2 separate regions of the Homo sapiens genome follow, and region 1 is linked to region 2. The links are chromatin loops, found by intact Hi-C in ENCODE. Cell type or tissue: Caco-2. All regions are shown on one strand. Each heading gives the region's core, and the rest is flanking DNA. Links, peaks and the distances in the headings are about the cores only.

Region 1 (8,339 bases), core at 79-8,078, 93 kb before region 2:
ACAGATATAGACCAATGGAACAGAACAGAGCCCTCAGAAAAAATGCCACATATCTACAACTATCTGATCTTTGACAAACCTGACAAAAACAAGAAATGGGGAAAGGATTCCCTATTTAATAAAGGGTGCTGGGAAAACTGGCTAGCCATATGTACAAAGCTGAAACTGGATCCCTTCCTTACACCTTATACAAAAATTGATTCAAGATGGATTAAAGACTTACATGTTAGACCTAAAACCATAAAAACCCTAGAAGAAAACCTAGGCATTACCATTCAGGACATAGGCATGGGCAAGGACTTCATGTCTAAAACACCAAAAGCAATGGCAACAAAAGTCAAAACTGACAAATGGGATCTAATTAAACTAAAGAGCTTCTGCACAGCAAAAGAAACTACCATCAGAGTGAACAGGCAACCTACAGAATGGGAGAAAATTTTTGCAACCTGCTCATCTGACAAAGGGCTAATATCCAGAATCTACAATGAACTCAAACACATTTACAAGAAAAAGCAAACAACCCCATCAAAAAGTGGGCAAAGGATATGAACAGACACTTCTCAAAAGAAGACATTTATGCAGCCAAAAAACACATGAAAAAATGCTCATCATCACTGGCCATCAGAGAAATGCAAATCAAAACCACAAAGAGATACCATCTCACACCAGTTAGAATGGCGATCATTAAAAAGTCAGGAAACAACAGGTGCTGGAGAGGATGTGGAGAAATAGGAACACTTTTACACTGTTGGTGGGACTATAAACCAGTTCAACCATTGTGGAAGTCAGTGTGGCGATTCCTCAGGGATCTAGAACTTGAAATACCATTTGACCCAGCAATCCCATTACTGGGTATATACCCAAAGGATTATAAATCATGCTGCTATAAAGACACATGCACACGTATGGTTATTGCAGCACTATTCACAATAGCAAAGACTTGGAACCAACCCAAATGTCCAACAATGGTAGACTGGATTAAGAAAATGTGGCACATATACACCATGGAATACTATGCAGCCATAAAAAAGGATGAGTTCATGTCCTTTGTAAGGACATGGATGAAGCTGGAAACCATCATTCTCAGCAAACTATCGCAAGGACAAAAAACCAAACACCGCATATTCTCACTCATAGGTGGGAATTGAACAATGAGAACACATGGACACAGGAAGGGGAACACCACACACCGGGGACTGTTGTGGGGTGGGGGGAGGGGGGAGGGATAGCATTAGGAGATATACCTAATGTTAAATGACGAGTTAATGGGTGCAGCACACCAACATGGCACATGTATACATATGTAACTAACCTGCACGTTGTGCACATGTACCCTAGAATTTAACGTATAATAATTAAAAAAAAGAAACCCTGTCTCTATTTTTTTAAATACATTTTTAAAAAATAAAATTTATTTATTTAAAAAAATTTTTTTAAAGTATCATTTTTATACATATAAATACAATTTTTGAAAATTTTAACAAGAATATAATACATTCAATCTATAATAATTTGTCATATCTCTACCAACATCTTAAAATTTTGTTTATTTGTTTGTTGAGACAGAGTTTCACTATTGTTGCCCAGGCTGGAGTGCAATGGCACGATCTCAGCTCACTGCAACCTTCGCCCTCCAGGTTCAAGCGATTCTCCTGCCTCAGCCTCCTGACTAACTGGGATTACAGGCACCCGCCACCACGCCTGGCTAATTTTTTGTATTTTTAGTAGAGACAGGGTTTTACCATGTACGCCAGACTGGTCTTGAACTTCTGACCTCAAGTGATCCGCCCGCCTTGGCCTCCCAAAGTGTTAAAATTGCAGGCATGAGCCACTGTGCCTGGCCAGAATTTTTTATTATAAGCAGTCAAAATAATGAGTCTTTGAAATTATTTTTTCTGATTACAGAATCACTTTGTGCTCACTACAGGAAACTTGTAAAATATAAAAAGCAGAAAAGAATGTCCCATAATCTTACCAACAAGAAACAACCATTGTAACCATTTTATTTCTTGTATGGGTACCATCTTACAGTCAGTAAGAATACTATTAATTAATACTTATTAACCACTTCCTTTGAGATATTCAGCTAAGAGTTTTCCAAACATTTTCATTTTACCTTTATATTCAAGTAGTAGGTGAACATTTTACAGTTGTGTCAAGTAGGGTTTAAAGAGGTTAGGAAACGTGCCTAAGGTCACAGAGAAAAGTGGTAGAGCTGAAGCCAGCATCCTTGATCACTATACCACACCACTGTCAATGTACAGATACAGACAATGCCATACACTACTCCTTGCTTCTAAAATTATAAATATAATTTTTAGATGGCTATTTAATAACAGCACTTGGATATATAGTAACTTTACTGACTCACTCCTCTCCTGGATCAGATTATTTTCATATTTTATTCAGGATAGTGTGATTCATTCAATACAAAAAATAAAAACTAGATAAATGCAAGACTTGCTTGTCCACTTCTAAATTTAAATTAAAATATATAATTCAACTTACTCTTTTACTGAGGCAAATAACTGGCCACATACTGCAACCTAATGTGCAGCAGCAACAAAGGCAGCCACAAAGTAGCCAACGTACATTAACAGGAAGGTTCTTCTTAAGACAACTGTTAACTCTGTTGATGCTGGCTTTAAATTCTTCAGGAGCTACCTAAAGAAAAATTTTAAGAAATAATAACAATGCAATATTAATGTCAAAAAACATGACTGATGAGCATACTTTTTTCTAATTTTCTCAGAAAAAAACTTTCATTTTGAGGCATACAAATAGTACATAAATGAGACACTCACTTTTCCAGTTAATGAAGAAGGGAATTCAGATTCAAATTTGTTGCTCAGTCCAAATCTATTTTAAAAAATAAGAAGAATATGTTATTACATGTTATTGTTGCCAAAAATGTAGACCATTTAATTTAAAGGTCAAGTCAATAGAAAGCATTTTCACATATGGAGGAAGTTTTAGACATAAAATGGAAGTTTGAGATAAAATAACTGTAACAAGCAATTTATGAAATGTAACAATTATTTTAGCAGTTAAATGGAAACTTTTGCATAATGATAAGGGGCTGAATGTTAATTAACCAGCAGTATGTAAACAAAAATATAAATGGTTCATTTAATTTGAGCTACCAACTTTATATCTTAAAAAGTAACTACAAAGCATATTATTTTAATGGGTGGGATAGCGATTTTTTCCAGCTTTTAATGTTATTGGTGGAAACAAACAATACCTGTGAATTTTAGCAGGTGTCCTACACAAGCAATAAGATGAGAAGGAAAAATGCAGGAAAAAGAGTGAGGAGGGGAAGAATAAGGAAAAAGGGAGAGAAAAAATAAAAAAGTAGGAATGGACAAAGTGCTACCAAGAACCGTCTTAGGTTCCATTGAACACCTATTTGTCAGTGCATTAGATGGTATGAAAGAAAATGTAGACGTGTACTATACCTATATCTATTCCTATTACCTAAAAGACCTTTTCTTGAATCATGGTTAAAATATTCCATGGCTTTAGAATTGATAAAAGATTTAAACTATTTTCAAAGAATGGTAAATATAACAAGAAGATAAAAGACATAATAAAAACAACCTATCTTGCTTTTATCTATCAGAAGTCTACCAGTACTTGGAGAACAGAGAATTCATTCAAATCACAACTACTGAGCACATTCCATGCAACACTTCAGTGCAGGCTTTTATGGCTTTTACAGCTTCCTTTGTTTCCTTAAGAAATCACACACGAGACCAATTTTACTTTTATATAATTTGAGATAATTTTGAAAGTTCATGTAATACACTGTAAAGTTTTGAAGGGGGGACTCCAACTTTACACCTAAATCTAAATGGAATCTTGAAACAGGCTTGTTTTACTCATATCCCACATACATCCATTTCACTATCTCTACATTCCTCCAGTCTATAGTCATAACTCTGCAAACCACTCCAATCTGTTATCCTGCTTTCTCATGATCATCATATTCAAGTTTATCTTTCCTGATAGACCTTGAAACCCTCAATCTGTTGATCTGCAGCTATCAGGATACCTCCTTATATCTTATCTTAAAAAACAAAACAAACCTTAAATACATACAGTCATGTGCCACATAACAACGTTTCAGTCAGGACATACTAGAAGGTGGTCCCACAAGATTTTAATACTGTATTTTTACTGTACCTTTTCTATGTTTAGATACACAAAAACTTACCACTGTGTTATAACTGCCTACAATACACAGTACAGTAACATACTGTACAGGTTTGTAGCCTAAGGGCTATGGGCTATACCATATAGCCTAGATGTGTAGTAGGCTACACCATTTTAAGTTTGTATACACACACTCTGTGATGTCTGCACAATGATGAAATTGCCTACTGACCCATTTATCAGAGTAGTCCCCATAGTTAAGCACCACATACTTGTATATATCTTCACTTTAACCAAAAACCCTGTTGAAATGCCACTCTTTCCTTAGAAATCCTCAACTACAGTTCACTCCTGACCTTATCTATTCTAAAGAACTTTACCTCCTGCACCTCCATCTAATTCAGCAACCTACTCACTGTGATATATTCTGCATATTGTCATCACTTGGGACTGTATCACCTCTGAAATTCTGAACTGTAAAATTCTTCTCTTACCACTGCCATCAATCATTTCATTTCTCCCATCCTTACTAAATTTGTTTTTTGGCCTCTGGTTGTAATATATTGCTTCCCACCCCTCCATAGCTCCCTATGACTCCATTTCCTTCCTTATTTGCCAGAACTACATAGTCAATCATTTTGAACATACTCCAACAAACACCTTTAATCATCTCTACAGTGTCCCTTGCCAACCCAGGTTCAATTAAATTGTTTACCTTCTTCACACTGCCTGGAGCTACTGGAGAAAAATCACATTTATAAATGTATCACCAATAATAAATATATATATAACATACATATCTTATTTCTAATCTCATGAGTATTATTGTAACAATCTTTATTCATCCCCAGTAAGTTCTCTTTTCCATGCTCCGTAGTTGTTGTGCCTGTCTTTAGGTACTCCACTTTATCCTCACAACCAACATTTTTTTGCAAATAACCACAGTTGTCAACTCTGAGAGAAAAAAATGTCATGGAATATAAACTGCTTTACCTTCCCTCCCTTTTATTTTTGGATTTACTTATATATCTTCAGTATTTTTACCATCTCTCAATGGAGGAAAGCTTCCAAAAACTAACCATTTACTTCTGAGTGCATCTCCTCCAGTCTCCTCTGCAATTCACTGTATTTCTACCTCGCTTCAGGCTCCTTAAACATAGCCTACAAACCTGAATTAGTCTATCCACCTGAGGATGTGAATCCTTATTTCTTCTTCTCTCTCAATGTCTGATGGCATCTATTTCTTTCCTTCCTCAACTAATGTTTTGAAAGACTCCTTTACATTAACTATCTTTACGTTACCTCCCATTCATTATTCAAACTACCACAATCCAGGCTTTCCTACACACTTCTTTACTAATAAGACTGTTCTCATCAGAGTAGTTGAAAACAACTCTTTTCAGCAAGTCTTCTTTCATATAGCATGCTTTCTCCTGGCAAAGAGCTTGAATGTCAGAATTTCTTATTTGGCACAGGCCACAGCAAATATCTCCTTTGCTATGTTTTTCATCCCTGCCAAAACCTTTTTTTTTAATCCAAATCTAGACCAACCAAAACAATAGTAGCAGGTAGAATTTTAGCAAGACGGTCTTATTTTATTAAATGGATAGGAAAAGTCACACTTCTTGTTTGATAATATAACTGTAAAATATCACCTCTAATGATTTATTTTTGACATAAACCACTTAATTTTGACAATACCTTAGTTCTGGCTTCTTTTTTAAGTTCAGCAGGAGGCAGAGACTGTTAGAATGAAAATGGCATCTATGTTTTGTTTTCAATTGACAGCATTATAAATGTACCTACAAGTTTACATAAAACTTTTTATATATGGTAAAAATAATTTCCTTTATTCTAAGACAAAGTACAACTGGTTCAGCACAGTATTAGAAAGGCCAAGTTTCATCCCATAAAATAATAATTTGATGTACTTGAAAGAAGAGCAATGATTCCTGCATTGAGTAGGAAGCTGAACCCCCTTCAGACTCTAATAACCAAACATTCTACTAATCCAAAAAGCCAGAAGTAACACTTGGATAATTTTTAAAAATATGATTTAAAGTAGGTGGCATCTTAATTCAGTTATCTACAAGACTAATTAAATTTTAAAAAATATTTTATGTTGGCAAGAAGGTCAAGATGGAAAAATATCACACACTGTCAATGGAACTATAAATTGTTACAACCATTTCAGATTAATTTGGCATTGAAAATATTTATACCTTTGTCATACTGTTTTCTCTTTAGAAATGTAATATTACCTAAAAAATAACTTGAAATGTGGATTAAATTTATGCATAAACAAGTTCATTGAATCTTTATTCACAAATATAAATATGTATCTATTTACAACATTTTAGGAATGGTTAAGAAAATTATCTTATCTCAATATAACAGAATATTAAACAACCATTAAAAATGAAATTTGCAAACTAAAAACACAGAAATACCATTGAACATAAACTTATTTACCTTCCCTCCCTTTCATTTTTAGATTTATTTATGTATCTTCAGTATTTTTACCATCTTTCTCAATGGAGGAAAATGTTGAAGAAGAAAATTCAATATACCATGATATTAACTGAAAAGAACAAAAATCTTGCAAGTTGATAGAATTTTCAGGAGTGCCATCTGGTAGTATGTAAAACGGGTCTTAAAAAATATTCCTACCCTGGCTGGGTGTGGTGGCTCACACCTGTGATCCCAGCACTTTGGGAGGCCAAGGCAGGTGGATCACCTGAGGTCAGGAGTTCGAGACCAACCTGGCCAACATGGTGAAACCCCATCACTACTAAAAATGCAAAAATAGCTGGATGTGGTGGTGGGCACCTGTAATCTCAGCTACTCAGGAGGCTGAGGTAGGAGAATTGCTGGAACCCGGAGGCGGAGGTTGCAGTGAGCCAAGATTGCGTCACTGCACTCCAGCCCGGGCTGACAACAGTGAGACTCAGTCTCAAAAAAAAAAAAAAAAAAAAAAAATTCCTACCCTTTGACCCAGTAATTCTACTTCCAGAAATGTATCAAGAGAAAATAGCTGCAGTGGCACAGATATGTTAATGAATAATCAAGTATTCTGCAGTGTTATTTTAGGGAGGGGGTATTAAAGACATTTTGTGTCATTTGTTTTTTTTTAAATAAGAGCTATTTTTCAGAAATGTATAGTTCCTGCTAACTAAATAATTGACGAGTATTTTATTTTATTTTTTTGAGACAGAGTCTCGCTTTGTTGTTCAGGCTGGAGTGCGGTGGCGTGGTCTCATCTCACTGTAACCTCTGCCTCCCGGGTTCAAGCGATTCTCGTGCCTCAGCTTCCCAAGTACCTGGGATTACAGGTGCTCGCCACCATGCTGGGCTAATTTTTGTATTTTTAGTAGAGACGGGGTTTCACCATGTTGGCCAGGCTGGTCACAAACACCTGACAAGTGATCCGCCCACCTTGGCCTCCCAAAGTATTGGGATTACAGGCGTGAGCCACTACACCCGGCAGACAAATATTTTATAATGTACAATACCACCCTAATTTTGTTTTCTTATTTGAATATTTTATTTGGTATTAACTAGGTATTTTAAGATAAGTAAACAAGGAAATTTAGGTTCACTAATCAATAGTTTTCTTGAATGCATTTCAATGTTTTCCATAGTTCAAGTCCATCTAATCCTCTGTCCTTCTTACTTCAGTTTTAACTTCTTCTATGTTCCTTGTATCTCCTCATATTAACAATGTCTCTTGGCATTCACTACTGAGCTATCATTTTAAATTAAGACATGTTTTGAACTCATAACGAATTTTGCTTTTTAAATGCAGAAATGCAAGAATCCACTGCTTCAACTTGTTTTGCCCTTAATCAAAAATATATGTTCAATGTTTCTTTTCTTCTGAGTTACAGTGATATTTTTAACAGTGAAATTTTTAAAACAGAAATATCTTATAATTAAATTAATTATAATACAACAATCTGAAAAGATGCTACACAGCTCAAAACCATGTATACTAGAGAGAGTAGTCTGTTACTCCGCATGCCTAACTAGGAACTCCCTATACTTTGGCTAATTAGATCACAAGTGGGCATCTGCTTTAAGAACAGCTAATCCCTGGGCTGGGTAGCAGCACATGGAATGGCAAGGCCAAACAGTCCTGCCTAACTTAGATAACATTAACTAACTCAATCAGCTCTCTCTTGAGG
Region 2 (8,339 bases), core at 179-8,178:
CTGAATAACCACCAGCAATACCCAGGTAATACACTATGGGCCTTGGGCTCTGAGACATGCTGGCTTCAAGTGTGACCCAGCACATTCCCAGCTGTGGTGGCTACAGCGAAAGATCTTTCTGTTTGAGAAAAACAGGGGGGAAAGTAAAGGGGACTCCGTCTTGCACTTCAGGTACCAGCTCAGCCACAGTGGGGTGGAGCAATAAGCAGACTCTTCAGGTCCCCACGTCCAAGCCTAGGCTCTTGGTTAGCATTTCTGGACCTGCCATGGACCAGAAGGAAGCCCACTACTCTGAAGAGTGAGTGTCAGGTCTGGCAGCACTCATCACAAGCTGACAAAAGGGCCCTTGGGCTTTAAGTGAACATCAGCGGTAGCCTGGCAGAACCCCTCGTGGGGTGCTTATGGTGGTGGCCACAGGGAGAGAAAAGTGGGAAGGACTTTGTCTTATGGTTTGAGTGCCAGCTTTGCTGCAGTAGAGTAGAATACCCGGTAAATTTCTAAGGTATTTGACTTAAATCCCTGGCTCTCAGACAACATCTCTGGACCAACCTAGGTCTGGAGGAACTCACTGCCCTGAATGGAGGGACATAAATCAGACTGGCTTTGCCATATGCTGATCATAAAGCCCTAGGTCCTAGAGTGAACTTAGGTGGTAGCCAGATAGTAGTTACAGCAGGCCTTGGGTGGGGCCCAGTGCTGTGCTGGTTTCATGTCTCAGCCAGCACAGTCCTGGTGGTGGTGGCTACAGGGTACTTGTGTCCCTCCACCTCCAGTTCCAGGAGACTCAGCACAGAGTCAGGGAGAGACGCTGCTTGTGAAAAAATAAGAGAAAAAAATAAAAGTGTCTGCCTGGTAATCTAGAGAATTCTTCCAGATCTTATCCAAGACTACCAGAGCAGCACCTCTATGAGTCTGCAAGAAACATAATATTATTGGACTTGGGGCCCAAGTTCCTTCAAAATACCCGGAAAGCCTTTCCAAGGAGGATGGGCACAAATAAGCCCAGACTGTGAAGACTACAATAAGCGCCTAACTCTTCAATGCCCAGACATTAACGAACATCTACAAGCATCAAGACCATCCAGGAGAAAATGACCTCACCAAACAAAATAAATAAGGAACCAGGGACCAATCCTGGAGAAACAGATATGTGACCTTTCAGACAGAGAATTCAAAGTAGCTGTGTCGAGGAAACTCAAAGAAATCCAAGAAACACAAAACAGAAATTCAGAATTCTTTTTTTTTTTTCTTGAGATGAACGCCCAGGCTGGAGTGTAGTGGTACGATCTTGGCTCACTGCAACCTCTGCCTCCTGGGTTCAAGTGATCTTCCCACCTCAGCCTCCTAAGTAGCTGGAATTACAGGTATGTGCCACCACACCCAACTAATTTTTATGTTTTTAGTAGACATGGAGTTTTGCCATTTTGGCTAGGCTGGTCTTGAACTCCTGACCTCAAGTGATCAGCCTCCCAAAGTGCTGCGATTACAGGTGTGAGCCACTGCGCCTGGCCAGGAATTCAGAATTCTATCAGACAAATTTAACAAAGAGATTGAAGTTATTAAAAAGAAATGAAATTCTAGTGCTGAAAAGTACAACTGCCATGCTGAAGAATGCATCTGGGTCTCTTAATAACAGACGTGATCAAGCAGAAGAAAGAATTAATGAGCTTGAAGACAGGCTATTTGAAAATCCACAGTCAGAGGAGACAAAAAGAAAGAGTAAAAAACAATGAAGCATGTCTACAAGATATAGAAAATAGCCTTAAAAGGGCAAATCTAAGCACTATTGGCCAAAAAGAGGAGGTTGAGGAAGAGATGGGGATAGAAAGTTTATTGAAAGGGATAATAACAAAGAACTTCCCAAACCCAGAGAAAGATATCAATATTCAAGTACAAGAAAGTTATAGAACATCAGGCAGATTTAATCCAAAAAAGACAACCTCAAGGCATTTAATAATCAAACTCCCAAAGGTCAAAGATAAAGAAAGGATCTTAAAAACAGCAACAGAAAAGAAACAAATAAAATATAATAGAGCTCCAATACATCTGGCCTCAGACTTTTCAGTGGAAACCTTATAGGCCAGGAGAAACTAGCATGACATATTTTAAATGCTGAAGGGAAAAAAAAAACTTTAACCCTAGAATAGTATATTCAGCAAAATATATCTTTTAAGCATGAAGGGGAAATAAAGACCTTCCCAGACAAACAAAAGCTAAGGGATTTTCATCAACACTAGACCTGTCCTATAAGAAATGCTAAAGGAGGCCAAGCGTGGTGGCTCATGCGTGTAATCCCAGCAGTTTGTGAGGCTGAGGCGGGTGGATTGCTTGAGGCCAGGAGTTCCAGACCAGCCTGACCAACATGGTCAGGTGTCTCTACTAAAAATACAAAAATTAGCTGGGTGTGGTGGCGCATGCCTGTAGACCCAACTACTTGGGAGGCTGAGGCACTATAATTGCTTGAACATGGGAGGCAGAGGTTGCAGTGAGCTGAGATCATGCTACTGCACTCCAGCCTGGGCAAAAGAGTGAGACTCCATCTCAAAAAAAAAAAAAGAAATGCTAAAGAAAGTTCTTACATCTGAAAGAAAAGGACATTGATGAGCAATAGGAAGTCACGTGAAGCTACAAAACTCACTGGTAATAGCACACAGAAAGACATAGAATATTATAACACTTTAATTACGGTGTTCAAAATACTCTTAAGCAGAAAGACTAAGCAATGAACTAATCAAAAATAATAACTACAGCAATTTGTCATGACAGACAGTACAATAAGACATGAAGAGAAACAACAAAAAGTTAAAAAGCAGGAGGATGAAGTTAAGAGTTTTTATTAGTTTTCTTTTTGCTTATTTGTTTGTTTATGCAATCAGTGTTAAGTTGTCATCAGTTTGAAACAATGGGTTATGAAACAGTAGTTGCAAGCCTCATGGTAACCCCAAATTGAAAAACATACAATGGGCCAGGCACAGTGGCTCACGCCTGTAATCCCAGCACTTTGGGGGGCTGAGACGGACGGATCGCTTGATATGAGGAGTTGGAGACCAGCCTGGCCAACATGGTGAAAACCCTGTCTCTACTAAAAATACAAAAATTAGCCAAGTGTGGTAGTGGGCACCTGTAGTCCCAGCTACTCGGGAGGCTGAGGCAGGGGAATCACTTGAACCTAGAGGCAGAGATTGCAGTGAGCCAAGATTGTGCCACTGCACTCCAGCCTGGGTGAAAGAGTGAGACTTCATCTCAAAAAATGACAACAACAACAAAAAACTGGACTCTTTCATCATTATATAATAACCTTCTTTGTCTCTATAGGCGGCAGAAACAAAGAAGGTCATTATATAATAATCAAGGAGTCAGTTTAGCAAGAAGATATAACAATTATATATGCACCCAACACTGGAGCATCCAGATATATGAAGCAGCAAATATTATTTAAGGTAAAAAGACAGCCCTCAGTACAATAATAGCTGGAGATTTTAACATCCCACTTTCACCAATGGACAGATCTTCTAGACAGAAAATCAACAAGGAAACATCAGGCTTAAACTGCACTATAGAACAAATGGACCTAATAGATATTTACAGAGCATTTCATCTGAAGGCTGCAGAATACACATTCTTCTCCTCAGCACATGGATTATTCTCAAGAATAGACCATATGTTAAATCACAAAACAAGGCTTTAAAAAATTCAAAAAAATTGAAATAACATCAGGCATCTTCTCTGACCACAATGTAACAAAACAAGAGATTTGGAAGCTATAAAAATACACAGCAATTAAACAATATGCTTCTGAATGACCAGTGGGTCAATGAAGAAATTAAGAGGGAAATTGAAAAATTTGTTGAAACAAATGATAATGGAAACAGAACATACCAAAACCTATGGAATACAGCAAAAGCAGTACTAAGAGGGAATTTTATAATTATAGGTATCTACATTTAAAAAGAAGAAAAACTAATCTAATAATCATAAATAACCTAATGGTACGTGTTAAAGAACTACAAAAGCAAGAGCAAACCAAACTCAAAATTAGCAGAAGAAAAGAAATAATAAATATCAGAGCAGGTGGGGTGTGGTGGCTGACGTCTATAATCCCAGCACTTTGGGAGGCTGAGGCAGGCTCATCACTTGAGGTCAGGAGTTCAAGACCAGCCTGGCCAACACTGTGAAACCCCATCTCTACTAAAATACAAAAATTAGCTGGGCATGGTGGCACGTGCCTGCAGTCCCAGCTACTCCGGAGGCAGAGTTGAGAGAATCGCTTGAAACCAGGAGGTTGCAGTGAGCCTAGATCATGCCATTGCACTCCAGCCTGGGTGACAGAGTGAGACTTGGTCTCAAAAAAAAAAAAAAAAAAAAGGATACATGAAGGCCTAAGTGGATTTTGAGTTTATCTAATTTATTGTTCTCTAATAGGCCTAGAATATAAAATAAAGAAATAGGATAATACTTTTTTTTGTATTGCTTCTGAAGTGATACAAATGAAATTATATCTTCCTCAGACCTTCTACAAGCTATAAAAATTCATAGACTATTTGAAAATAAGCCTTGCTACTAGTCTTATCAAAAACTTCAAAATGTTTCCACTTCTTTGAAGTGCAATTGGTGGCATGAAAAGAACCCAGAACTAGAAGATGAAGGGCACAGGTGGGTTTTAGCCCTGGCTTCTTTTTTTTTTTTTCTTTTTTGAGACGGAGTTTCACTTTTGTTGCCTAGGCTGGAGTGCACGATCTTGGCTCACTGCAACCTCCACCTCCTGGGTTCAAGTGATTCTCCTGCCTCAGCCTCCTGAGTAGCTGGGATTACAGGTTCCCACCACCACACCCAGCTAATTTTTGTATTTTTGGTAGAGACGGGGTTTCACCATGTTGGCCAGGCTGGTCTCGAACTCCTGACATCAGATGATCCGCCTGTCTTGGCCTCCCAAGGTTCTGGGATTACAGGCGTGAGCCACTGCAGCCGGCCTAGCCTAGCCCTGGCTTCTTTTCTTACAAGTTGTGTGTCCTTGGGCATTTATTTAACTTTTCTGATCTGCAGTTTTCTTTATCTGTAAAGTCAACAGTTGTAAAGATTAAATGAGATAACTTTTGAACAGTGCTTTTCAAACTAGAAAACACCGCAAATATTTGATTATAAGGTAGGTTTGTCCAAGTCCCAACAGCTGTGGGAGGACTGAAAATAAAAGATAAAATTTTTAAACTTACAATTGTATGTGCTAAAGGAAGATGGCCAGGATGGTGAAGTGTGCAGTGACCTTGTGGTTAGAAATGTGGTTGGAGGAACTAAGACTGTTACTCTGAAGCCTGAACACTGGGGTTGCAGAGAGGAGAATCAATATTTACAGCCTGGCCTGGTGGGAATCCTACTGTATGACTTGGCCTTTAGCAGTGTCAGATTTTTAAAAATATTCCTGTTTTATTTAGAAATGAGTTATCACCTCGCCTTGCTCATTTTCCTCTCATCTTTACATTCCCTTAATCCAAAAACCAGGAAGGATGCAGGCTTAGGTCTTCAGATGTCTCAGGCTGATCTCTCTGTGCTTATAGAATCTTTTTAAGGCCACAGGAGAGGTAGGTGACATCTGGATGTAGTCTCAAAACAAAGCTCAACATGCATATCTTGGTGGAAATCTGAAGGAAATGGAACAGGAGGAAAATGAAGACACAACTTTGAGGCACATATGGATTGGAAGTTGTCTAATGGAAGGTCTGGATACCTTTCAGAATTCTCAGAGGATATACTTTTTAAGGTATAAGTGACTCATGACAGGAGGAGTGGAGAGCTGGTGACCAATTTGAAAATTGCTCAGGAATGCGGATTGATGTTTGGAACATCAATTTCCATAGTTTATATACTTTCTACTATTCAATCAAATTAAGATTGATGTTTGGAACTCCAATTTCCACAGTTTCTATTGCTTCTCTTTTCTCATAATAGTCTTTCTACCTCTTTTTATTTAACCAAATAAGACACAGTGAGTTTAATGAATTTTGGGTTTTTTTTCCCCCAGTTGGGAAGATCTGTCAATATTTCATAGGCAAGCAAAAAGAGGCACTAAAAGGGACCTATTAAAATATTTTAGTCACTTCTGAAGATCCAAAGACAGGTTCTTTTTTTGCAAAGCTTTATTCTCTTTTTATGAATTCCTCTTTTTGCTGATTTGTCTTTTATTTCTTTCCTTTTTTTTTTTTCTTTTGAGACAGAGTTTCACTCTGTCTCCCAGGCTGGAGTGCAGTCGCATGATCTCGGCTCACTGCAAACTCCACTTCCCGGGTTCAAGCGGTTCTCCTGCCTCTGCTTCCTGAGTAGCTGGGACTACAGGCACACACCACCATGCCCAGCTAACTTTTGTTTTTTTTATAGAAATGGGATTTCACCATGTTGGCCAGGCTGGTCTCCAATGCCTGACCTTAAGTAATCCACCTGCCTCGGCCTCCCAAAGCACTGGGATTACAGGCATGAGCCACCATGCCCAGCCTGATTTGTCTTTTGTGATTACTCAAAGATCAAGCAGCTCATACTATGTACATCAGTTTTACAGACCTGGCAAGGTAGCCCTTTGGCTTGCCTTCATAGCTGTGAACCTGCAATTAAGTCATCAAAAATTTTCAGCCTGCTGCCTATTTACAATGTAAACAAGTGATTGCTAGTATCAAGCTATTTGTGAATACAGAATTTTTTTTTCTTTTTTCAGAGGGAGCGTCGCTCTGTCACCCAGGCTGGAGTGCAGTGGCACAATCTCGGCTCACTGCAACCTCCGCCTCCTGCGTTCAAGTGATTCTCCTGCCTCAGTCTCCTGAGTAGCTGGGACTACAGGCATGCACCACCACATCCGGCTTTTTGTATTTTTAGTAGAGACGGGGTTTCACCATGTCAGCCAGGCTGGTCTCGAACTCCTGACCTCAAGCAATCCACCCACCTTGGCCTCCCAAAGTGCTGGGATTACAGGCGTAAGCCACCGTGCCTGGCCTGAATACAGAATTTTTGAAACATTTCTTTGGCTAAAACAGCATTTTTAAATAAGGAAATTTGCAGAGTTGAGGTTTCATTAGAGACATGAAGATTTAATTTGAGTTGTAATTTTTGACATCATTAAGAGTGAAGCAAAGTTTTTCAGAGATTTGAGCTATTTCATTGTGTTGACAGGTGTAATGATTAGAGCATCATAATCTACATGGATGTGGCTTCACTAAGCAGAAAATATAACATTTTGTATAATTAGAAGTTTGCTGTTTTGAGTACATCTTCTTCCATCTATTTATACTCACAAGTTCACCAGGGAAACACTTTCCCTCCAAATGCAGTGGGGTAGATATGAGTTGCTCTACATACTTGGGTGTATGAGTTGTCACCTCATCTATATGTTCTAAAATTACCTCTGATTCTTAACCTCGACTAGCCAAAGCAGTGAGAAAGTCCATTTCGGATATGTTTTGGGAAATTTCCCCCTTTTGTTAGGGTCACCTAAAAATCCAAGTTGAAGACTCTACTTCCAGGTATAATTTCTATGGTTTATTACTGGAAAAGTTTCTCTAAATATGTGGATCGCTGGAAATAAGAGGAAGCACAGGGTTCTCCGAGTGAAGCTGGCTTTTGGAATTACTTGGCTGCAACTGTCATTTGCTACTTTAAGATTTTACTTATTGATTTTTTTTTTTGAGACAGAGTCTCACTCTGTTGCCCAGTCTGGAGTGCAGTGGTGCGATCTCAGCTCACTGCAACCTCTGCCTCCCGGGTTCAAGCGATTCTCCTGCCATAGCCTCCTGAGTAGCTGGGACTATAGTCATGTGCCACCACGCTTGGCTAATTTTTGTATTTTAGTAGAGACAGGGTTTCAGCTGCTCTGCCTATGGAGTAGCCATTGTTTTATTCATTTACCTTAATAAACTTGCTTTTTTTTTTTTTTTAAATGAAAACCGCTCTGTTGGCCAGGGTGGTCTTGAACTTCTAACCTTAAGTATTCCACCTGCCTCAGTCTCTTAAAGTGCTGGAATTACAGGTATGAGCCACTATGCTCGGCCTGCCATTTTCTATTGATAATTTTCTTCGCTTCCTTGGGGAGAGTAAAAGGGAGAGAACACAGTCTGAGTAGTTCCTCTTCAAAATAAGCTGGGCGCAGTGGCTCACGCCTGTAATCCCAGCAATTTGGGAGGCCAAGGAGGGCAGAACACCTGAGGTCAGGAATTTGAGACCAGCCTGGCTAACATGGTGAAACCCCGTTTCTACTAAAAATTCAAAAAATTAGCTGGGCCTGGTGGCGCTTGCCTGTAATCCCATCTACTCAGGAGGCTGAAGCAGGAGAATCGCTTGAACCCAGGATGTGGAGGTTGCAG

What was found. Peaks named below come from ENCODE experiments on the same cell type or tissue, not always from the same donor. Only the 100,000 strongest peaks of a DNase experiment are listed, where the experiment ranks them.
Region 1: it touches region 2 in a loop (10-fold over the local background); 4 of 110 quality-filtered maps call a loop at or near these places.

Annotation. Positions count from the first base shown.
Region 1 is chr4:54,046,447-54,054,785 of GRCh38, forward strand. CHIC2 (cysteine rich hydrophobic domain 2) reads right to left here. Exons shown (of 6, transcript NM_012110.4): 2 at 2,805-2,859; 3 at 2,509-2,664. Among named protein-coding and RNA genes, the nearest start is that of CHIC2, 14 kb to the right of the region's middle. In Caco-2, for the core only: no CTCF peak of the experiment used is centred there; no DNase peak of the experiment used is centred there.
Region 2 is chr4:54,139,778-54,148,116 of GRCh38, forward strand. It overlaps the pseudogene LOC124900925. Among named protein-coding and RNA genes, the nearest start is that of GSX2, 44 kb to the left of the region's middle. RefSeq lists a silencer at 2,115-2,333. In Caco-2, for the core only: no CTCF peak of the experiment used is centred there; DNase peaks (open chromatin) are centred at 4,964 and 5,258.